3 separate regions of the Mus musculus genome follow, and regions 1 and 2 are each linked to region 3. A link is a loop called in an ENCODE intact Hi-C map of the cell type or tissue named here. Cell type or tissue: heart. All regions are shown on one strand.

What was found. A loop is a pair of places that touch in the nucleus more often than their neighbours do. Peaks named below come from ENCODE experiments on the same cell type or tissue, not always from the same donor. Only the 100,000 strongest peaks of a DNase experiment are listed, where the experiment ranks them.
Region 1: a loop joins it to region 3, with 4 times the contacts of the local background. A loop is called at or near these places in 21 of 42 quality-filtered maps.
Region 2: it touches region 3 in a loop (4-fold over the local background); 10 of 42 quality-filtered maps call a loop at or near these places.

The regions. Positions count from the first base shown.
Region 1 is chr5:105,488,589-105,496,588 of GRCm38, forward strand. Lrrc8b (leucine rich repeat containing 8 family, member B) reads left to right here. Exons shown (of 5, transcript NM_001033550.3): 5 at 1-1,491. Gm42141 (a long non-coding RNA gene) reads left to right here and starts at 6,834. Exons shown (of 2, transcript XR_880506.1): 1 at 6,834-7,066; 2 at 7,668-8,000. In heart, CTCF peaks have their summits at 3,034 (motif pointing left), 4,516 (motif pointing right), 6,713 and 6,924; a DNase peak (open chromatin) is centred at 6,733; H3K4me3 peaks cover 1,176 bases; H3K27ac peaks cover 361 bases.
Region 2 is chr5:105,514,665-105,522,664 of GRCm38, forward strand. It overlaps Lrrc8c (leucine rich repeat containing 8 family, member C), which reads left to right and starts at 4,807. Exons shown (of 4, transcript NM_133897.2): 1 at 4,807-4,966. In heart, a CTCF peak has its summit at 4,696; DNase peaks (open chromatin) are centred at 3,527, 4,657 and 5,127; H3K4me3 peaks cover 3,492 bases; H3K27ac peaks cover 4,844 bases.
Region 3 is chr5:105,864,846-105,872,845 of GRCm38, forward strand. No RefSeq gene overlaps it. Among named protein-coding and RNA genes, the nearest start is that of Zfp326, 7.7 kb to the right of the region's middle. In heart, a CTCF peak has its summit at 4,002 (motif pointing left); DNase peaks (open chromatin) are centred at 3,316, 3,346 and 3,986; H3K27me3 peaks cover 1,703 bases.

The sequences.
Region 1 (8,000 bases), 380 kb before region 3:
TTAATCACGAAGTATTCAGTTTCTATAAAATCAACTTTAGTTTAAGAAGATACCATGTGTTCCCACAAGGGCAGAGTTTTCCCCTCATCTACATCAGGGTGGATTTCTGCAGCATAATTATACTGAAATTTTATTTTAACCTTCTGTGTGTTAGCATATTTCTGTTAATAATAAACAGGTTGAATCAGGGTACGTGAAATTGTTGGGTTCTCAGTGATAATGGCAAGCTCTAATTTGTGTGCTGCAGTGTGCTAAAGTGGTTTATGCACATGACATTATTCTTTGATGATGAAATGGTTCTGCTCGTGTTTCATAATTCTGATACCATGTTTAATTAAAACAGCACATGATATTGATGGGTTCATGAAAATGGCCAACACTTACTCTGTGGAGTTGTCACTGTTTCCTTACATTTTTCAGGAAATCCTTCCATCTCTGCAGTCACGTGGCACTGGTCCATCCGCACACTGTTTTGTCCTCACCCACCTCACTGAATCTGATGGACACTGTACAGTCGCAGTCTCTTTGTGCAGAATTGGCAGCGATGCCTGTGCTTGATCATCCCTGTTTATAAGAATCCAGCTTCTGGTCTCTGTTCTCATTAACCGCATATTGCATTATAGAATGAAAAATAAGAGAGACTAATTAGAGAGAGGAAGGAAGACTTATTTTGCATCCTGAATGAAAAAATATATATATATATATTTAGACAGTGTAAACAAACAACTGCTGCAGAGTGTCCTGTGTGTAATAGTGTCTGGTGTGTACCTGTGTGCTGTGCTAAATCAGGGGACCCTTTCTGTCTCTTGTCCATGGTGTCTATATCCAGTGACAAGTGTCTGCTATGTACCTTTTGCAATGGACTTCATAAACTGCATTCTCTAAACCTTTTTTTTAAACAATTTCATGAACAATTTCATAAACACTGAAGTATTAACAGATTATATGAGTCAGAGTATTGAGCTGAGATAGCTTCTAATTGAACTTAATTTTATATTTAAGTTTTGAATTTATCACAAAATACACCATAGCTGAGAAAAAAACAATTATGAATGCCTTCTGCATGTTCGTTATTTCTAACAGACATGGTGCAATTTTTTAAATACAGAAAGGTGTAGGGTTAGAATGGATGTGTCTGCACTCATCTCTGTTGTCTGTCTGTCTTTATATTCACACTGTACAGTAAGACTTAAAGTTCTAAGTTTCATGCTAAGTAAAAGGATGACCCGATCTTGGGCGGAGATACTTAGTTTTGTTAGCTCCCAGTGGAGGCCGGCATTTGCCCTTTTACCTTTTACCATATACTTGGAAATGTGTATCTGGAATTAACTACTAGAAAATGTATGATTATGTTCCATGTTTTTGGCCCCTGGATTCAAATCCCTACATTTGGTAGATTTGGGTAAATTTTGCTGTTTTTAAAGCATCTTTTATGTAAAAAGATTACATTTTTATAATAAATGGCAAATAAGATGAATCACTAGAATCTGATTGGCCTTGTTTTTGCCTTGTTCTTTCTGCTCAGCTTCCAACACCAACTGCCATCTCTCGATTCTCACACAGCTGTACTGTCATTTAATAACATGGTGTATTCTCATGCCTGCACATAACTCTGAATCGCTCGCTGGGTTTTGTGAATATGCAGCCATGCCACAGAGCAGTGTGTCCTGGACTGAGAGTGGCCTGCATTGGCATATGCAAGGGTTTGGTGAAGGAGAATTCTGTGCCAAATCTCTGATGGCTATTCAATCCATACTGCCCCCACATTTCCTCCGAGAGTCTCAGGTTTAGATGCTCAAAAGCCAGCTCTGCCCACCCCCCCCTTCTTGGCACCTGTCCATGTGCTGTTAATAGCAGCGCCTGAGCAGTGTACCAGGTAAATGAGATCCAAGGAACTCCAAAGCAGACACCTCTCAACAGGCTTATCGATGGGAGAGAAAACAGAATTACCATGCAAAATGCACATGTGATAATTTGATGTTTGGAACTTCCTAATCAGGTAAAGCACTCGCCATGAACACATGAGGACCCAAGCGTGGGTTCCCAAACATCCATATGAAGTTGGACGTGTTGATCCGCATCTGTAATCCCATGTTCCTACAGCTAGATGAAAGGTGGAGGCAGGAGAATGCCCAGAAGCTCAAGGGCCACCAACACCAGAGGTCCTCTACCCTTCACACACAAGCTGTTGTGTGAGCGCCTTCAGTCACACACGTGAACACAAAAACACAAGCACAACCCTTTGCTCACTCTGTTACACAAGAGCATCCACACATACCAGAGCCCCAGTGGGCACCGGGGCTCACTCTGTGGGAATGAATCTTGGGAATCTTGAAACAGAGTACAAAGGAAACTGGTCTGGATTGTAGACTGCCTCTGGCCTGTAGGCTCCTCTAGGTCTGTAGGAATGGAAAACAGTTTAGAACAGCAGTCACAGTTGCCACAGGCTTCCCCAGCCTTCTGGGAAGTGCGTAGGTGAATCAAGGCCAGCAGCCCACGAAAGCCTGCAGCAGCCCACGAAAGCCTGCAGCGGCCCACGAAAGCCTACAGCGGCCCACGAAAGCCTGCAGCAGCCCACGAAAGCCTGCAGCGGCCCACGAAAGCCTGTAGTTCCTGGGCTTTCTTCAGGGCAGGGTTTGCCTTTTTGGTCTAACCTCACCTCACGAATGTGGTGAGGGGCTTGATGGAGGAAGGGAGGCAGTGTGGGCTGCTCTGGGGCTGCAGCACTTGTTCAGTTTTTGCTTTCTTCCCTCGAATCTGTTCCCACTTGGTGGCCCCTAGTCCCTGGTCCTCCCAAGTAGCCGCAAGCCAAAAAAGGATCAGAAGAATAGCCATTTTCAGTGTGAACTATTTAAGAATTTAGTCCCCCTCGACCCTGTGCTGTCTCCTCAACCCTTGCCTAACAAGCTTTTCTGTCTTCTGACACACAACCCTGCACTGTGCCGAGACTCTCAGTTAATGCTTCAGTCATGCAGCCTTGTGGCGGTGCCCATCAGAGGGGTCCACACACACCATTTCATTTTTTACTCTCTACCTCCCTCTGCTGCTGAGATGAGAGCATGTTGGAAGCTCTCTGCATAGTCAGTGTAGCTCCAGGTTCTTCACTGGGGGGGAACATGTTATTCATATTACCTGACCTAACAGAGAAAACAGACTCCCCACTTCCCTTGAACCCCAAATCTCCCAGGCCTCCCCACTCCCTCACTACACTTTACTGACAAACTTCTCGCCAGCACTCCATTGCCCCACATTCTAAACCCTCCTGGTAATTTCTCGTCCGGAAGTTGTCAGTTAAAGGGGCATCTGTGAGCACAGGGGAAATGTTTCCCTATGATTTGACAATATGTACAATTCTCTCAGCCAAGCTTCTCACCCCCGGAATAAGGGCCCCAACACCACACATGTAAAATAGCCTACAAGGTTATAAAACAGCCTGAACCAAAGAAAGACTGCTTTGGGAGTCCACTCTCTTGTGCCTGGTGTGGACCTTAAACCAATTTAGTTTCCCTTGCCCTGGCCTCAGACTCAATCACTCCATCTCATGTGAGATGCATAAAGAATGTGCCACACGGTGCTTCCTGGCACTGGGACAAGACTAGGTGTGAGCCCCCGGTCGTGAAGAATTGGATGCCCAGTTAAAAGAAGAGGAAAAGAGACATGGTTTGAATAGCCAGCATAGATTTGGTAAAGAGGTGGGGAAACTGGTTTACTCCGAATAAAATTCACAGGCTTTGATGTCCACTGCCCTCTCAAATATGATTCTGCAGTAGGAACCAAGAAGCCAGTGGGGATTTGGAGGTCTAGGGGGAAAGAAATCTCCCAGCTGAGCTTTGTGTCCTCCACTCCCAACTGTTGAGACAACCTCTTGCCCGTGGGGACACCTCTCCTCCAAGCACTTCACCTTCTTGTCCCAGCCACCTCCCTTCCCAGATCCCATTCCTTCCAATAACATCTCTCTTCCCCTGGACACCCACCACTGATCAGCCTCACCCAGCCCGTGTTCCAAGCTTACATATCTTGACCCATGCCTGAATCCCATCTACAAGAACATTAAGTAGACACTGGTCCAAAGAGGACACATTGCTTTATCTTAGCAAGATTAATATTTTCACCAGCCTCTCTTCCTGGAAGGTAGTTTCCTGCCACACTTTAAAATCTGAAAGAATAGAGTTTACTCAGTATTTGGAATGGGATCCGAGCCAATTTCCTTTTTTTTTAATCTGTTAACCTACAGAACTGCAGTTGAAAGCTGGAGTTAACTGGCCCCATATCCCCAATTATTCTAATGACATTCAGCCCTTTTGCAGATTAGCAACCCTAGGCAACTGTCCAAAAGTGCTAACGTCTAGTTCGGCTTGGCCTGGCACACGGTGCCTCGTTCTTGGCCACAAAGGCTTCCTTCTCAACAGGAGTTAGCAGGCCACTAATTAAAAGGCGATTTCGCTCTTGAAAAGCCTCGCAGGTGTTTAAGAGCAAAATAGAAAGGCTTCTCTCCCAGAGTTACTCAACTGCACCACCAGGGGGTATCAGATGCCACCTGTGTGAAAGGAGGTGTTTGTTTGCCCATCTTAGGTATGGCCATAGTGCATAGAGGCCTCAGAGCCTGTGAAAGCCAGAAGTTGCCAATCAAAGTAGTCTTTTCACAGTGGGCTGAGCCTTTTGTGGGCAGCTGCTCTGTGCAAGGGGAAAGCTCCATGTTTCTTCCAATTCTATACTCTAGTTTCTGTCTTCTGAGACGGTGAGTTACCCTTTAATCTAGCTCTGCAGATATAGAACTCGCCACCAAGAAAGCACCATAGAGAGATTCCCAAGAGAAGGTCAGAGGTTTGAGCGAGATCACAATCCTCCTGCCGATGGAAGAAGCAGTGTTGCACACACAGACACACAGACACACAGACACACGCACACGCTGAGTACAACTGACAAGCATGCACTTAGCCAAAGCCTTGTGTCTGGAAGAGCCCAGATCAGCAGCCACATTTCCTGCCTCACCAGGCCCAGCGTGTTCCCCAACAAGCTGCACCCCTTTCAGTTACAAACACACCTTCCTGTGCCTGGGGCATTGCTGACTTAGGACCTGTCCCCACTTCACTCATAAGCAACCCAGCTCTCAAAGGCATCTGCAGTGGCTACCATCACTGAGAATATCCAGGGCATCTCCCAGGAGCATCATGAACGCCGCTGATGCTTAAAGTGTAAGTAGGCAGGAATTCCATTTAACAGGTGAAAAATTCATCCCAGCAAAGTGAGTGCCATATTGGACTGTATGTTAGATTATACAGAAAGTCAATAGCACAGCTGGGTTTTAAGCTAGAGACCAAATTTTCCACCAAATCAATACCTTTTATATACTCTAACACTGCCAAGGTCACACCTCTAAGAAGTTTTGGGGGTTTGAGCACTGTAATGCCCTTTCTAATATGAAGGTTATACATGAATGTTCTGGAAAATACTTGGTATGCAAGTACATGCCAGTATACACACAAATTTTAAACACATTTTGGTATAAGTATGTCATCCAAATGACTGTTTTAAAACTGCATATGCTGAAGCATACATAGCTTTTATTTTGGAGGCTTAACCTAAAGCTTTGCATATTCCTGCTCTCAGAGGAATGGTGAGTTCCACTGGGCTGTGTAGCCTAGGGCCCCTGTCTATTGAAGAGTTGTTAACACTGTGGTCTTGCTTCCAGTTGCTAAGGAAGCTCCCAGTTTCTGTTTTATTGGGGACGAAGTTGCAGATTTAGTCCCTGCAAACTGACTTATTGTAGGAAAATGCTGGCTGGCAGGCATCTCAGACTTGCAAAATGAATTCCTCACACAGTTCTGCTACACCACCCTCTGCTGTCGACTTAGCTCCTTGGAGCCTGAGGAGGAGGAGAAGAAGGGATGAGTTTCGCTGAGCGTATTGAATTCATTCTGTGTTCCAGATTAGAAGCTGTGGCCCTAGCTTTGCCTCTGGCTGACTACACTGTTAAGCACAGAGAAAGGGGGACCCAAGCTCTCACACCCTCGGCCCCACAGCCCTGCAGCCTCCAGTGGCCTTCCTTGATCTCTTGGTTTTCCCTGTGTTCTTCAAATTGCTTGAGGCATGTAGCATGTGAGGCCACCACATATCAAGTATCTCAGACGTCTCCAAGGTTTGCTCACACCCAGGGACCGCAGTCCTCAGTCACACAAACTCTTTTCTTGCTGGAAGATAAAGAAAGCGGCCCTTGCCAGGACAGGGAAGGTGGGTTGGTGAGCAAGGGGAGGCGGGGGTGCCAGGACAGGGAAGGGGGAGTGGGTGGGTTGATGAGCAAGGGGAGGGGTGATGGGATACGGGGGTTTCGGAGGGGAAACCAGGAAAGGGGATAACATTTGAAATGTAAATAAATAAAATACCTGAATGAAAGAAAGAGAGAGGAAGAAGAAGAGAGAGAGAAAGAATGAACGAAAGAAAGAGGAAGGAAGAGAGAGAGAGAGAGAGAGAGAGAGAGAGAGAGAGAGAAAGTCAGCCCTTTTCCTTCCGTTCCCTCATCTTAAAGGAGGATTTAACAGAGAGGATTTTAGGTTCTTGCAAAGCCGGAAATGAGCTGAACGGCCTGGGTATTGTATCACATAATCAGAATGGGCCAACGACTGGATGGGCCTTGAGAAAAGTGACATGCTTCTTTGAGTGAGAGGAGATTGGAGGGAGACGGATCTGACTGTGACCTAGTGAGCCTGTGGAGCTGCTGTTGCCTAAACTACCCGCTGGGGGAGTGGGCGTGTCGATGATCAAGCGAAGGCTACGCCTGAGTGACTTTCTTTAGCGCTTGCATGTCACTCATTTCTTCCTCCCCGCCCCGCCCCCCCCCCCTTTGACATGATTCACTTTCCTGACACGACCACAACTTTTCACTGAAGAACTCGAAACCTCGGAAGTGAGGGAGTGGAGAATCACCTTAAAAGACTGCTCAGCAGGACATCCCCATCGGAAAGCCAGGCACGCAATAAAGACAGACTATTTAAAACAGACTGGAGCAGAGCTGACAGGCGGCGTGATACTGAAGAGACAGTTTTCAGGAAGTGCTTGGCTTGTGCAGGTGAACAGAACTGCTCTGCCCTCTCTGTCTTTAATATGGAAGGTGAAAAATGGCTGTCATCCAGCCCAGAGTCCGCCCAGGGGCAGATCCTTGGAGCTCAAAGTTCCTGGGGTTTTATTTTCGAGCTCTGGGCATAAGTATCAAATTGGCCCTGTGGCAAGGCAACTGTAGTCTGGGTGTGCCACAGAGGGTTAGCTTCTACCTAGACAAAGGGCATACCCTCCCCTGTCTGGTTCTTAGAGGGAGCTCTACACCACCAGGCTTTCTGCTATGCAGAGGACTTCCTGCAGTGCCTGTCCTCTGTCCTCTAGACTTCACTAGACCTAGAAAAAGGTAAGCCCTCTGTCTTCAATAGAGCTGTGTTCTAGTAATGGTTAAAAATCACTGTAAACTTAAGAAGATCTAGAATAACCTGGGAGATGGACCTCTGGGCATGCCCATGGGGAATACCCTTGATTAGGCTAATTGATGTGGGGAGATTCAATTCTGGGGGTGGGGGTACTAATCCATGGGCTGAAATCCATGACTCTGAAAGAAGAAAATGAGCTGAACATGAGTATTCATGGCTTTCTTCCTCATGACTGTGGACCACTGCTTCAAGTGCCTGCTGCCATGATGACCTGTTGCCATGACGACCTGTTGCCTTGATGACCAGCCCCTGAAACTGTGAGTCAAAATGAGCCCTTGCTTCCTTGAAGGATCCTTTAAGCAACCCAGAAAGAAACAGGAAGCCTGGGAGGCACTTGACTCTGCGGTGACGTGGAGTTAGAGTCCTTTCCCAACAATTATTCTTGAAACTTTCTATCTCAGCCTCTTTTGGAGATGTAAACGCTCTCCTACAAGTATTGAGTGCCTACTGCTGCCACTCAAGTGCTTCTGTAGGTAGTGAGGCCTCGGTGAGGGACAATGGGGGCAGCTGGGCTCCTGTCCTCAT
Region 2 (8,000 bases), 350 kb before region 3:
GTTTCTATTGAGTCTGTAGCATGTATTCCACACATACTAATTCAAAATTATTTCCAAGGAAAATTTCACAACATGGACTGGCCAAACAATTCTGTCTTGTAAAGGATTTGATCTAGAAGTGTTTTTCTTCATTTTGATCCCACACTCCTGTGTGTATGAAGTATGTATGTGTGCTGTGTGTGTGCCTATATGTGTGTGTAGTGTGTGCATATGTGTGTGTGTGCATGTGGTATGTGTGCTCTATATGTATGTAGTGTGTAAGTATATATGCTGTGTATGTAGTATGTGTGCTGTGTGTGTATGTATGTGTGTGGTGTGTGTTTATGCATGGTGTATATGTGTATGTATGTAGTATTGTGCTGTGTGAGTCTGTATATGTGTGTGCGTGTGTGTCTGTATTGTGTAGGTGTGATTGTGTGTGTGTGTAGGTGTGTGTGTGTGTAGGTGTGTGTGTGTGTGTGTGTGTGTAGGTGTGTGTGTCTGTATGTTTGTGTGTAGGTGTGTGTCTGTCAGGGTGTGTGTGTTGGTGTGTGTGTAGGTGTCTGTATGTGTGTGTGTATGTGTGTGTGCAGGTGTGTGTATAGGTGTGTGTGTAGGTATGTGTGTGTCTGTCTGTAGGTGTGTGTGTGTATGTGTAGGGGTGTGTGTGTGTGTTTGTGTAGGTGTGTGCACATGTGTGTGCGTGTTCGTGAGTAGGTATGCTCCTTCCACTGTGAGTTTCAGGGACCCAGCTCAGGTTACCAGGCTTGAACAGGCTTATACCAGCTGAGCTGTCTCCTGCCCTGGATTTAAAGTTTTAAAGTCTCTTATTTTTAGGTCATTGGACCCATTACTTTTAGGTCATTTGTCTGGTGCACATTCAGCTGCCATCACCACATGACCTCTCAGGGAACTTCCTGTTCTTCCTGCTGTCTTAGTGGTTTTGATGGTGTAAAGTCAGGGATTTCAAAGCTGTAGCTCCAGGTAGAGTTTTACCATGCAGCTCAGTGCTCGTGGTTGCAGCAATGTTAACTGAAACGTAAAATAGGATGTTTTCTATTAGTCCAGTTCCTTCTCAGACCCTTTCTCTACCCAGAAAAGGCTAGGTAGCGGAGAGAAGATTCTGAGTAAAACCCTGCCGGTGGTTTTGACCAAGCTTAAAACTTTACTTTCGTTATTACCAGACAGGATCAACTGACATTAAAAACAAGACAAAACAAGAATAGTTTTAAAATTACCCTAAAGAGTAATTTCAGCATCGAAAAAAAAAATCAGATGTTATTTATAGCCGTACCTGTATAAAATACTTAATTTTAGTGTAACTATTTTTAAAGTAAATTTATGGCACTTTCATATGTAGTTATTAAGTATAAATTCTCTACTGGCTACAGGATTCTGACTTCAGAGTCTATAGTAGGAGTTATACGGAAAGAATTGATATAAGTTTAAATTGGAAATCACAGTAGGAGTTCATAGAAGGTCCTGGGCTAGGTATTGGTTACAGACACAAAGATAAAGATACAGTCCCTGCAGAGGAGACAGTCCTAGACCTGATGGGGAAGCAGATATGAAAAGCTAAAAGCTCTGAGAAGACAAAGAAGAAATACATTTTCCAGGAAGGTGCCGGCTCCTGACAGAAAGTGATTAATTATGCTTTCGAAGGACAATGACAGTTTAGGGATTTTTTTGGGGGGTACACTTAATAATAAAACAATGCAACAGCATTGCCATTCCCACACCATCTACAAGAGACACCCCTAACCTCACCGTACTCCTAAAGAATGATCTGGATAAGAGCTGAAGTTCAAAGGTGAAGACTCTAAGGACCACATAGCTAGCCACACAGAAATTGAGTCCAGATGTGTACAGTTCCTTACCCTAGACCTTAGCCTTGTCCAGTCCAGAAATATCCATTCCACTCTATCACAAACAATCTGAGGTTAACTTGTATCTGTGTAAAGTTTAGACATAGAGCTTTAATCTGGAAGCTCAAATAAAATGTCAAATTGCTCCAGGATAGAGGACTTGCTGAAAACGAGGCCATGAGTTCTCTCCCTAGCTCAGAGTGGGAGGCAAAGGCTGGAGAAATGCACATAAGATAAAAAGACAATATAGAATCTCAGGTTAGCTAGCCAGCAGCAGCCTCCTCTCTCGCTGAACTCAAACTGCAGTTTGAAGATGGAGACTTCCAATTTCATGTGTTTGCCAGATTCCCTCGTCCATAACTTGTGAACACTAGAGTCAAGGGAAGAGCCCTCGGGCTTTTCTGAGACCTCTGGCACCCAGCACTCACACCTGATTGCTGATCTGCCCCATGTTTTTATAGGGAGCTTGCTAAGTGTGTAGTTTAGTTAAGGTAACTGGAGTGAAAAGACTAGACTTGGTGTTTGTAAGCTAGCAAAAACAAAGAGATGACCATAGCAGTATGGTGTTGTGGCTTTTAGACTAGTAACTCTCCATAATTAACGTGTATCATCAAACCCCTGTGTACAGTTGCAGAACTGCCCTGCCTGTCCTGTTAGGTCACCCCAGAGGAGATCTGGATACACTCAGACAGCAGCTCTGGAGACGTTTGTGATGGAGGCATGCGAGTCTCATTTCCAAACTTCAACACTGAATCTATTTTGCTTTTCCAGGGAGCAAAGAGTAATAACTTCAACAACTGATCTCGTGCTTTGGGTGCTTACAACATGAAGTGCTTGGTCCCTTTTCTTGCTGCTTTGCACGTTTTATGGAATCCTCCCAGCACCTTGCCGTACTACACCTAGATTACGGGATAGACGTGTACGAAGGAGCAGTCCTTCCTTGAACCTACAGAGGAAGAGCAGAGACATATGCCTGTTGCACCTTCACCAGCAACCTAGGGTTTACTGTGTCCTTGGCAGTGGGCTGGCCTGCCTCAGCGTACAGTCAGGATGCTAAGGACAACAGAGAATGCTGAAGCACCATGGGGAGGTGTTTGGAGAACAAGACACTGCGAGGAAGGCTTTCAACTTTAGGAGTTGCTCTTCTGAGATTTGTGCTTGGCTTTTTGTTTTTTTGTTTGTTTTGTTTTGTTTTGTTTTGTTTTGTTTTGTTTTGTTTTCTGGTGATCCAAACTTAAGGCCTTGAGACACTGGCCCTGAGCTACATCCCCACCCAAGTCCCTGAGGTAGAACATTTGAATTTAGAGCTACCTCATGGAGTATTTTTATATCTACCTGCTGCCTTACAAGGTACTTGGATCTCTCCCACCCCTCTCCCTTCCTTAAAGCAGACTACTAAAACTGGTCTCTGTCTTTCCCCCAGAGACACAAACCTCTTCTGCTTCCTCAGCAGAACACCCCACCCTAGGTTGTTAGCTTGTACCAATTCCCCTAAGGCCCCAAGGGGTTTAAGGTTGTCTTCCAGAGCCCACAACTACATTGGGATTAGAGGCAGTATATAATATTTTATTCTGTGAGCAGGAAGAACAGTTAGGTTGGGGGGGGGGGGTGCCGGGCAAGGAGGAATAGGCTCCTCCCCCACGGCCCCCATACCCTGCTTTTTATCATGGCTTGGAAAATGATTGTCTTCTATAAACTCACCATGCAGGAGCACACAAACTAGTTAATGGCTGCTGGCTGCCCGTTTTTGTCCTCTTCTGTCTCTCCCAGACTGCCAGGGCAGAGTAATTCTTTATCTGCGTCAAGTGCTCTGAGGACAGCCAGCTGGTTACTGACAAACTCTCTCTCTCTCTCTCTCTCTCTCTCTCTCTCTCTCTCTCTCTCTCTCTCTCTCGACTGCTACAGTGATCTTATCTGCACTTTTTCCCCCAATAGGCAATTTTTCTTTTTAGGGAGATGCCAGCTTTCAAGATGCTAGTTTGTGCTTTTAAACTATAATTGGGCAGAGAGATAGGCAGACAAACCCAAGGCTCAGATCAATGGCTGGGAGAGAATCCCTCCCCTACATCGTCTAAACAACAGGTGGTTCGGGGCACATTGTTAACTCTTTTGCACACACACACACACACACACACACACACACACACACACGATCCCCACCTCTGCCCACACAAAATCGTAGGCGGAGCTTTCATATGGAACGGCACCTGCTGCTCAAAGCCCAGAAGCCCATCTTGCAGGGTCCAGTAACGAGGGACTCCTGCCAGCTGGTCAATGGGATTGAGGTTGCCCAGGGTCTTAAGGCTTTGTAAACTACGGGCATCGGATTTTTTTCGTTCTTCCCTGTTCCCCTCATATATACCACCGCCCCCTCTCCACCCGCTTCCTGGACCTTTCATTCTCTGGGGAGGGGTTATCTCCAACCTGACCCTCTGGGAGTTCCCAGGAGGGCTATTTTTAGCAGCAGCCGCTCTGCTTCAACTTAGCCCAGGGAGGAGCTGCGGTGTAAGAGCGGATGGCGGGCTCACAGAAACCACCCGCTTTTTGGCATTGTTAGGGTTGCACACAGGAGGCAGAGGACCGATCTTCCCTGCTGTGCCAACCAGGTAGGCAGCTCTGAGCAGCGGAATCATCCAGCCGCGGAGAGGCTTGATTTCCCGGTGGGGAACCCGGGGCCCGCCCAGCGCGGGCCCGCCTGCCCTGGACGCCTGGTGGTCTCGGCAGAGGAGGAAGTTCCCGGGCATCGCTGCCTGCGTCACAGCGGGGCTGGCACCGCGGCGGCGGCTCGGCAGCCGACGGCGACCCCGGGGCTGGGCGCTGGGCGGCGCTGGCTGCCGCGGGCCAGGCGGCGCGCGGGGCGGCGCTGGAGGCGGCTCCGCTTGCAGGCGGGGAGGCACCGGGGAGGAGGAACAGGGCTGCGGAGCTGGGGCGTTAGCTGCGTCCCGGCTCAGAGCCCGCGAAGAAGACGAGGACCGAGGCGCCGCCGCGGCCGTGGCCGCAGCACTCTGAGCGCGACAAGCCATGAGCAGCGACGCCGCGGTCGCTTGCCGCCGCTGAGCCCAACCCGGACACAGCTCGCCGCGCCCTGGCATCCTTTTCTGCGGATACCCTCGCCCCCAGAGGTAAGTGCCGGGGACCCGCGGAGGGATGGAGAGGGACGGCCAGCACCCTGCCACTAGCCTCGGTTCTCTGGGCGCGCCCCAGCCTGGACCCGTCCACCCTCCCTCGTTCGTGACCCTGCTTCCCCAGGGCTCTGGGACAGGCACATTGTGGTCGCCTACTCAGCGTGCGGTTCGGGGATCCCGCTAACCCCAACCCCACCCAACCCACGCGGGCCCTGGCGTCCGCGCCAGGGACCCCCAGCCGGGAGCCCAGTACAGCCTGGCCGCTAGGTTCTGGGGACTGGGGGAGGGGCGTACTAGGAGAAAACGCGGTTGCTGCAGGGATGGCCATTCTCCTTCCCTACCTTCAAAACCCCCGGAGATGCTGGGGCCTGTTTTTTCTGCTCTTCTCCCCAACCCCCTCTCCTCCCTGGAAGATGCCTGAAGTTACACTTTTTGAGGAAGGAGGGGGAAATCGAAGGTCTACACAGAGATCCAGTGAGCACTAGTCCGCTCACCTGCAAGTCCAGAGGGGCCGGAGGGGGCTGCTCTGCATCCTAAGACCCTGGAGGCCAGGTGTCTAGGCCAGCAACTGCGGCCAGGATTTCTGCCTTCATCCCAAACTGACCCTAGCAGGCTAGCAGGCTCTCTCTCTCTCTCTCTCTCTCTCTCTCTCTCTCTCTCTCTCTCTCTCTCTTCTCCAGCGTAGAGGTGTTTGGGATGGAGTTAGCCCCTTGGGAGCCTCAGGGTGTGCTCTATAGACGCCAAAGCCTTTCTTTTTTTCCAGCAGCTAATGTTTCCCTCCCCCAACACTTGGCTGTGTACATCAGATTTCAGTTATTTTAAAATCCTTCAAGTTACCTTTCTTTGCAACGGCTCAGCCCACATCTAGTCCCCATGCTTAATGCGGATGTTTTATTAGAGGTTGAGGGCAGAGCTTTACTGAGTTTCCAACTCCTTAAGTATTTTTAAACTCGCAACAAATTAGTTAGGAAACATTTTTGGGCTCCCATCCTCCTTAAAGTGAAAAATAAGACTAATTGATCTTTGTGGGAGTGTCCAGGTTTGGCTCATAGAGCCTTATTACCCTTTAGAGGTGCTGTTTCACATCTACAGACTGCAGTAGCATATGAAGTGTGGCCTTAGCTAACGGTCACATTTCTGCCGAGTATGCAGTGCTTTGCTGAAGCTTGGACAAGGATGTAGAGTGGACTGACATTAAGATGCCACTTGGGCGACAGGGGAATACGAGTAATTTTAAACCACTTGGTTCACGCAGTTCTGCAACACTCCCAGCACCAAAGCTCTATACACGCTTCTCTTCATTTCCTGATAATTTGTAGAAAGCCACCAACCCTCGTTGTAATCTGAACTTGATAGACTTTTACTCAGATTTTGCACTCCCAATAGATATGTGGACCAAGCTATCAGATTAGATCTACACATCTCTAGTCTATAATACTTGAATTTCTTATGACTTAGACCAACTGAGAGATGGGGAGGGCAGTTTTTGCAAGTACAAACATTTCCCTCTTTTATATTCTAGACTGCTAGCAGCTAGGGGCCACCACCTCATTATGTGTAAAAGGTGGTAAGCATAATTAACCATTTCTCATAAGCAAAATGGCCTGAACTAGTGCTAGCAACACTCATCTATTGTTTCTCAGATTTTCAGGCACTTTGATGAAATATTGTGAGTTTTTGTTTTTGTTTTACTGGTCTTGTGTAACCCAGGCTGGCCTCAGACCTTGAACCTCTGATCTTCACAGTGCTGGGATTACTGGAGCACCACCACCCAGTTTATTCTGTGCTGGGGATTGAACCTGAGGCTTTGTTCATGCTAGACAGCCTATCAATTGAGTAACATCCTCAAGGAGTGTTTTTTATTTTAAAGAGGAAACTTTTTTAGCAAAGAAAAAGTTGTAAGAATTCTAACAGAAATGAACAACTTGAACTCTTATGTAAAGTTTATTTTTTAAAGAACAATTCAGAGTCAGAAATATTTTAATTTCCAAATACCCAGTTTTTATCAAATTATTATGTTTAATTGATCGATTGATTGATTGATTGATTGATTGATTGATTGAGACAGGGAACTGGCTGTCTTGGAACTTGCTCTGTAAGACCAGGCTAGCCTCAAACTCAGAGGTCTGTCTGCTTCTGCCTCCAAAGTGCTGAGATTAAAGGAGTGCACCACCACTGATTGCCAGTGACTTTTAAATCTTCTGTAGTACTTTAATCCATAGTCATTGGCACCATGGTAATAAAGCCCAAGTTTAAAGAGAAATGAAATAAAAGTTATACTTATTTAGCAAGACTTGTCTTAATGATTTGAAAACATTTCTGTTACGTTAACTGTCTGGCCTGGTGTCTCTCCCATCCTAAGAGGGATGGTTCCATACCCATTTTATAGAATGGGGCTCAGAGTTTATGACTTGGCAATGCCATGCAGATGGAATATCCTGAGTGGATGCAGTCGGGCACCATACTGCTTGCCCTTGTTTGTTTAGGCACAGTCTTGCTTTGCCACCCAGTCTTAACCTCACAGTCCTGACAATCTTCCTGCCTCAGCCTCTTGAGTGATAGAAGTACACATGTGAGTTCACCACATCTGGTTCTCTTTAGTTCTCAATGTTACCCCTTGTCCCATTATCCAAAGGCTCCCCCCACCACCTAAAACTAACCATAACACCTGCACAAGAAAACAGAAATTAAGAGCATAAAGTAACCTCTCCAGAGTTTGCCACGCCCTGGTTGATCTGCAACAGAGTTTGAATTTTGAGTAAGGACAGTCTGTTTCCAAAGCTGGTGTTCTTTTGACTGATTGCAACTAAATGAATAATTTGAAACGACCCAGAGGACCACTGTGTCCTCTCCCATCAGCTGCTCTTGGCAACTGTATCTCATGGACTATACATTCCCAGGATTTTCTCCCTCATCCCAGAAATGTTGGCTGTGTCTCTCATCTTGGTTCATCTGTGAACATATATTACACTAATGAGGTTGACGTTACTATGCAGGTGTCGTGGAGGTGTCTTTGACTCCATTTCTTTTC
Region 3 (8,000 bases):
GGGCTGGTGAGATGGCTCAGTGGGTAAGAGCACCCGACTGCTCTTCCGAAGGTCCAGAGTTCGAATCCCAGCAACCACATGGTGGCTCACAACCATCCGTAACAAGATCTGACTCCCTCTTCTGGTGTGTCTGAAGACAGCTACAGTGTACTTACATATAATAATAAAATAAATAAAATTTAAAAAAAAAAAAAAAAAAAAAAAAAAAGGGCTGGTGAGATGGCTCAGTGGGTAAGAGCACCCGACTGCTCTTCCGAAGGTCCGGAGTTCAAATCCCAGCAACCACATGGTGGCTCACAACCACCCATAATGAGATCTGATGCCCTCTTCTGGTGCATCTGAAGATAGCTACAGTGTACTTACATATAATAAATAAATAAATCTTAAAAAAAAAAAAAAAAAAAAAAAAAAAAAAGAAAATGTAGGAAGGAGAGGGTTTGTTCCAGCTTGCCATTCTCAGATCACATCATTACTGAGGGAAGTCAGGGCAAGAACTCAAGGCAGGAACGGAAGCAGAAGACGTTGTTGGCTTGTGTCTCCTTTCTTGCTCAGTTTGCTTTCTTCTATACCCCAGGACCACCTGCGGAGAGATGACACCGCCCACAGTGGGCGGGGCCCTTCCAAGGCTCACAGACTTACCTAGCAGCCAATTCTAATGGAGGCATTTTCCCAACTGAAGTTTCCTCTTAGCAGAAGACCCTGGCTTGTGTCAAGTTGACAAAGCCCAACAAAACAAAAAAACAAAAAACAAAACAAAACAAAACAAAAACCTAACCAGCATGGTAAGTAAAAGCCAAATTGTTTTTCATAGTGGTTGTATCATTTTATATTCCCACCATCTGTACTGAGAGTGCCACATAGTCTCTGTGTCTAATTTCAGTCATCTATTACATCATGGTAATATGCTAGTATAGTTTTAATTTGATCTCCACAACTAAGGATGGTAAGCATCTTTCACAAGCATTGTATTTTCCTTTCAGTTTTTTGAAACAAGTTTCTCTGTGTGTAGCCCTGGCTATCTACCCTAGAACTAACTCTGTAGACCAATCTGGCCTCCAATTTGGAGATCCACCTGCCTCTGCCTCCCAGTACTGGGATTAAAGATGTGCACCACCCTGCCCAGCTGGATTATTGTTTTCTTAACGTGAAATCTACAGAAGTCTGTCAAAAATGCAATGCAGGTCTTTCAAAAAAGAGCATATTCAGGTGTGTGCACATGCACACAGCCATATATGTAAAACCTCTGTAAATACTGATGTCCACAAATCCAAGAAGGGAAAAAATAAGCTGTCAACAGTCAGTATAAAGATGGCGAGAGCCCTGACCCAGGTCTTACTGGCTCTGAGCAGAGTATAGGGTGCTATGTATGAAGTCTTTCCAGGATTCATTTCATCACACGCAACATCCATTCAGGGGAGCTTCTTAGCTGTGGTCCAAGGGGCCCCGACTATGAGTCAAGATTGAAGCATTGTCAATATGACAACAGTTTTGTAACATATAAAATGGAAGAGTCATGGAGTCGCTCTACTGGTTATAGGAGTTTCGTCTCCTGGCTTTATTCCCCCTTCCGGCTCCCCACAGCCACGGCTCCTCTACCTCTCCATCACGTGCATTTCTGCCTTCACTGTGGCAAAGTGGGCCGGTTTGCCCCTCCTAAGAATTAGCAGACAAGAGCAGGCATGCTCCTGGGGCTTGAGTGGTGCAGTACCCGCCATGTATGTTACTACTGCCGAGGACCTTGTCGAGGCCACCACGGTGGGTCAGATGGGCGAGCGTTTCCTCAGCTAGCTGTGGTACAGACCCTGGAGCCGGCCTTCATGCTGCTCAGGTTCCTGAGCGCTTCTTTCCTGGAAACTTTGACATATGGTTCCAGTCTCATTAGATTTTCCGTGTCCGGGTGGTGGCAGCAGCTTTAGCCCAATTCCATGGAGTCCCCAACTGTCAGGAATCCCACTATGGCTTTGAAGGCGGCTCTACCGAACCCCTCGCTCTAAGCGCTCCCATCGGAGGGGGTGGAGAGGAATTTCCCAAGCGCCTTTAAAACCAACTTCTTTGCTGAAGCAAGAGGAAGAATTCTAGAAGAACCCTCCTCTTAGAAAACTGAGTTCCGGTCAAGCTTCGGCGCATTTAATATTTAATACTACGCTTTAAAAAGAAACCTGACGGGCAGTGGTGGCACACGCCTTTAATCCCAGCACTTGGGAGGCAGAGGCAGTGGATTTCTGAGTTAGAGGCCAGCCTGGGCTACAGAGTGAGTTCCAGGGCAGCCAGGGCTACACAGAGAAACCGTGTCTCAAACAACAACAACCCAAACAAACAAAAAAGAAACCTGCTCCTGGCATGGTGGCACACACCTTTGATCCCAGCACTCAGGAGGCCCAGGCAGGTGGATCTCTGAGTTTAAGGCCAGCCTGGTCTACAGAGTGAATTTCAGGACAGCCACGGAAATACAGAGAAAGCCTGTCTCAGAAAAGAAAGAAAGAAAGAAAGAAAGAAAGAAAGAAAGAAAGAAAGAAAGAAAGAAAGAAAGAAAGGAAGGAAGAAAGAAAGGAAGAAAGAGAGAAAGAAAGACCTTGTTACTATTGCTATGGGCCTTGATATAGACTATGATGATAATAATATTTTTAAAAGTAAAGATAAAAAGATCTCAAAAACAAAAGCAAAACAACAAAAAGTAGAGTAGATTGGTGTCTGGTTTTCTCCTGGAGCACCTAGTCTGTCCCTCTTCTGGCCAACACCTGCCTCCAAGGAGTCGGAGGACTGCCTGGCCTTCATCCAAAAAACCCACAGTGAAACCCGGCATTTCATTGAAGCAGGAACTCCACTCCTGAAGTCATGAAAGAGGTAATTTAGGTCTTTGATTTGTAGGAACGCCATTAAAAATTCCTCCTTTTGTTTTCCCCAGACGAAAGGTTGGAGAGATTTAGGTTGCAAAAGAGAAACTGACTACAAGATGCATCAAGTTGTCTCTGGTTGAGAAATATGGCCAAGAAATGCAAATCCTTTGTGTGGTTCCTGGGCTTAGCATTTACACAACATATTTCACATTTAAAAGCCCTTTACTGTCCTTGCTAATTACATCCCAAGGGCTTCAGGGCAGTTAGAAAAAAATACTGGCACAGAGCCAGTCTTCAGAGCTGCTGGAGGCGCGTGTCCGTACCAGTCTTGACTCCTGGGCTTGCTGTAGTTTACCAACACTAAACCCAGTGGGTCACGTGTGCTTAGTCAATCTCTACAAAGTTTCCTTTTTCCGGACTTGACATTTTCTCAAGTACAAGCTACTGAAACACAAAATAACATTTCTTCCAACAGCTAAATACTGGTGACAGTTTTAGGTTTATCACCAGGCCAGAGTCCCTGGAGAGACAGGGAGCACTGACACTTCTAAAAATGCACTAGGAGAATCCAGAGCAGCTCCGACTACGTAACTAGCCAAGAACCTCCTGCCATTGCATTCGCAGAGACACATGCTGGTATGCATAAACACTGCATGCCATGTCAAATGCGTGTATACTCTGTCTTAGTGTACAGTAAGTGTGCGCAGCGTGCACGAGCGTATGAAAAGCCAGTACAAGAGCGACCGTTAGTCACGCATTGGATCCTTCTGTCTTGTTCTGTGCTTTGGGCTATCAAATGTTTTGTTAACAAGTAATTATGAAAACCCATGTGCAGTTTCATATCCTGAACTTCAGACTTACCACTTTAATATAGTTTGTAGTGTTGCGGTCTTTTCTTAATAAGCTCTAAAAAATAGCATCTGACGAAAGGAGGCATCAGGAACCTTTATATCTCAAAGAGAGAGGCTGGTGTGAGAACACAGCCCTATTGAAGAGAAGGGCTGCTGTGTGGGAACACAGCCCCACAGAAGAGAAAGCCCTACTGAGCCATTCTCTACCTTGGTGGGTGTTCTATTAACTTTCCTCTGATTTGCAGGAACCTGTGCTCCAAAACACAGAGCCAACGTTCACTACATCTGGTGTGTGGTGCCCTCTGCTGGCCATTCCAGGGTAGTGCCTTTTCCTGTTCCTTGTAGGAAAGTTCTTTCTATTAGGTGCTGTGCCTGTTCTTATATTTCTAAGTGTGGCCTGAATGTATAATGACGACTGTATGGATATAGAAACCTGTCCTGGGTCCCTTTCCTATTCATTCAACAAACATATTAAACGATCTCTCAAGCCAAATGTATCGCTGTGGAGCTGGAGACAGCAGGAGGCAATGTTCACTTCCAAGGGTACAGCCACAGCAAGGGGGTGACCTCCTTAACAAGACTTGGATAGGACAGCAAATAAGTTGATTAGTTGGAGAGCCTCATCTAGTCTTTAGTTTTCCAATTTTGCTTATTGGTGTGTGTCTGAGAAGAGGCCAGAAGGGGACATTCAGACCCCTCAGAGCTGGAGTGGTTTGCTCGGATTTTGACCTGGGCTCTGGGATCCGAACTCTTGTCCTTAAGATTATACAGCAGGTGCTCTCAACTGTAAAACCATATTTAGCCCCGAGCCTAGTCTATCCTCACAATCACTGCAGTTGCAGACGTCCTAGCTAATTTGCTCCCAATTTACCTGGTAGAAATCTATGATAGATCATCACACGTTAGAAAGGCAAAAATGAGAGTATCTTGGAAGACTTTCCCACTCTCTGGGGTTTTATTACTTAACTTTAACAAATATCTATGTTTGCTTTGCTAAAATACAAGAGACAAAAATGATCAGATGACACAGTTTTAGCTGATCCCCTAGAGAAAAGCAAACGATATTTCCCAGAAAAGTGCTCATATATAATCTGTACCCCAGGTAGGGACCCCAATTTGAGGCCATCTTTGCTGTGCACACTTTATTTCTTTAAAAAAAACAAAACTCATCTATATGAGTACACTGTAGCTGTCAGACACTCCAGAAGAGAGCATTGGATCCCACTACAGATGACTGTGAGCCACCATGTGGTTGCTGGGAATTGAACTCAGGACCTCTGGAAGAGCAGTCACTGCTCTTAACTGCTGAGCCATCTCTCCAGCCCTGCTAGGCACATTTTCAAGGGAGGGAAGCCACCAATACTCCTACCCAGCTGCAACACCAGTGATGTTGGTGATGTACAGCGATGGCCAGGCACGTTGAGGCTGCAACGGTGGCATTGGTATCTTGGCAGTAACCACCACCGGTCTATTTGGACTCTTCAGTGTAATTGGTCCACTCGGTAGGAGGGAAACCGTGGTAGGTGTGGGAGACCTCGCCAACCACCTGGGGCTAGTGAGGTCATGGATCTTAGAGGAGTCTATTACCACCACCCATTTCACCATTTTAAACCGGTGTAATTTCTAACCGCATTCTACACACGTATCCTTATAACTGCAGATAGGTGCTATCCTGAGAGGCCAAATCTTTTGAGTTCAGACCCCGTTTTAGAGAACCTGACCTAAGTTTGAACGCAGGTAAACTAACAGACTGGTACCTAGCACTAGATTCCAAGTTGCCCCCCTCCAAGAAAACCTGAGCCTAGCTCCAGTCTCTAGGCTAATCCCCAACAATACTAGCATCTCCCCCAACTAGGTTATTCCCCCAACAAACTTGCACCTCTATTTACAATCCTGGCTAAAAACCACCAAATGCAGAGAGAAGCAGGAACTAAGTTTATGATATGACTCCCAGCACCAGGCAATTATGTTAAAGGCCACAGTTAGATACTTGCACACTCACTGCTTCCCCCACCAGCCCCTCTTGCTGCTTACTAATAAAGCCTTGCCCCGATGGATATTCAAGGTTCTCCTATCACCAAAACCATCCTGCGTGATGGCCGTGCATTGCGGGGGTCAGAGCTAGCTTGAGTAGAATAAAGACCCTGCTGTGAGATTGGCTCCTGTCTGTTCTTTTGGAGGATCAAACACCTCCTTGGCACTACACCCTATGGAGGATCCAACACCTCCTTGGCACTACACCCTATGGAGGATCCAACACCTTGGCACTACACCCTACGTCAAAGTTGCTTACTCTGCTCCCGGAGATCAGTTCAGAAACACACATCGGGTCAAATGCAGAGGACAAGCGATTGTGGGGTTTCCAATTCCACTGACAAATCTATAATGTAATTCCTGTATCTAAAGCTCAGGGGACATTTTGGAAGGTGAGGGTGGAAGGATTGTGAGAGCCAGAAGACCAGGAAAGCTGCTATAAGATTGTGTCTCCTGGGAGTGGCAGGGAAGCGTCACCCACGGTGCCTCAACAAGACCTGAAGAAGTAGAAGACTAACAGACATGTCGTCATTGGGGGAGGAGATCTCACAGGGCCCCATCCACAGGAGTGCTGAGAGTCAGGAAAATCAGTTTCCCCAGGGGAGGAGGTCGTGACATCAGAGGCAGCAAGGAGCTGTACACGGGAAGGTTGGAGAGATGAAAAAAAATGGGGAGATGATGCAATTGTATTTTAATTGCAGAGGTTTATTAAAAAACTTCCTGGCATAAGACAGCTGCTCAGTAGCACACAGTAGGCACTTTACTAGTATGCCAGACACACAGGCTTGGGCTCTAGGGCCAGGCTGACAGTCTGACTCTTTATGCTTTGTTAGCTGGGCATCCTGTGCAAGTAGGGTTACCTCATGCACAAACTGAGGGTGATGGAAGGACACATATCCCATGTAGGTAACATATGCAAAGTGCTTTGAATACTCACTAGCATTTAGGTCGTAACAAAAATTATTATTTTACTATTATTCCTTTCATCTTTTGGAGATGCCTTCATTCTTTTAAAGTCCTGAATTAAAATCAGGGAGAAACTTCAAGTGAGTCTTAGGTATAAAGGGCATTCCAGTTTGGCTGGAGAGATGAATCAGCAGTTAAGAGTGCTTACTGCTCTTCCAAAGGACCCAGGTTTCATTCCAAACAGCAACTGTCTGCAACACTAGTGTTGGGGATGCAATGCCCTCCATTCTTTGTAGGCAGCTAATGCTCCTGGTGAATGTTCCTTCCCCCTCAGCATTCACAGTGACAGCTAGGCAATTGTCTTAGTTAGGGTTTTACTGCTGTGAACAGTCACCATGACCAATGCAAGTCTTATAAAGGACAACATTTAATTTGGGCTGGCTTACAGGTTCAGAGGTTCAGTCCATTATCATGAAGGCCAGAGCATGGCAGCATCCAGGCAGGCATGGTGCAGGAGGAGCTGAGAGTTCTACATCTTCATCTGAAGGCTGCTAGCACATAGAATACTGGCTTCCAGGCAGCTAGGATGAGGGTCTCAAAGCCCACACCTGCAGTGACACACCTACTCTAACAAGGCCACACCTCCTAATAGTGCCACTCCCTGGACCAAGTATATACAAACCATCAGTCACAGCAACCTAAGAAAAAAAAGTAGGAACAAGGTGTTAGGCAAAACTATAATAAACTCATTCATAAGTGGTGACAAAAATCCTGCCCTGAAACTGCGGATGTGTTTGCATACGTTGGGGTTCAGATGAAGACCTTAGACACTTAGGTGATATTCATAGCGAACTTGAAGACAGAGACGGAAGAGAGGAAGCGCAGAAAAGTCAATGGAAATTGTGGTCGTGTGAAAGTGCTGGTGTGTTTATGGGCGTGGCAGATATCTCATGCTGATGGTGTGGAGGTGGGTGGAGGGTTAGGGGCTGAGGAAGAAAGGACTCTGGGTCATTAGTGAGTTCACACACCTAACTCTTCTTGGGTTCAAGGTCGTAGCTTCTCTGATGTAACTCCCTTAAGAACAGGTCCTAGGTATAACCTCCCTTTCCTTCTTGTCCCTGTAGCCTGTGCCTGACTTCAATCCTGCATCCTCTGACCTCCGCACATAAAATGTCCAGCCCCCGTCTCTCATTAAACTTTTAATAGACTTGTTTGTCTGTGATTCATTAACCTGTTGTCTGCTGTAAGAAATACAGAAGATGAAATAACACATGGCTTTATGTACAGAGGGTTGGGCCCTCAGGGTACCAAGCTGAGCCTGACAAAGATGAACCCAGCTAGAGTCTGGGAGGCCAGTGATAACACGTCGGTG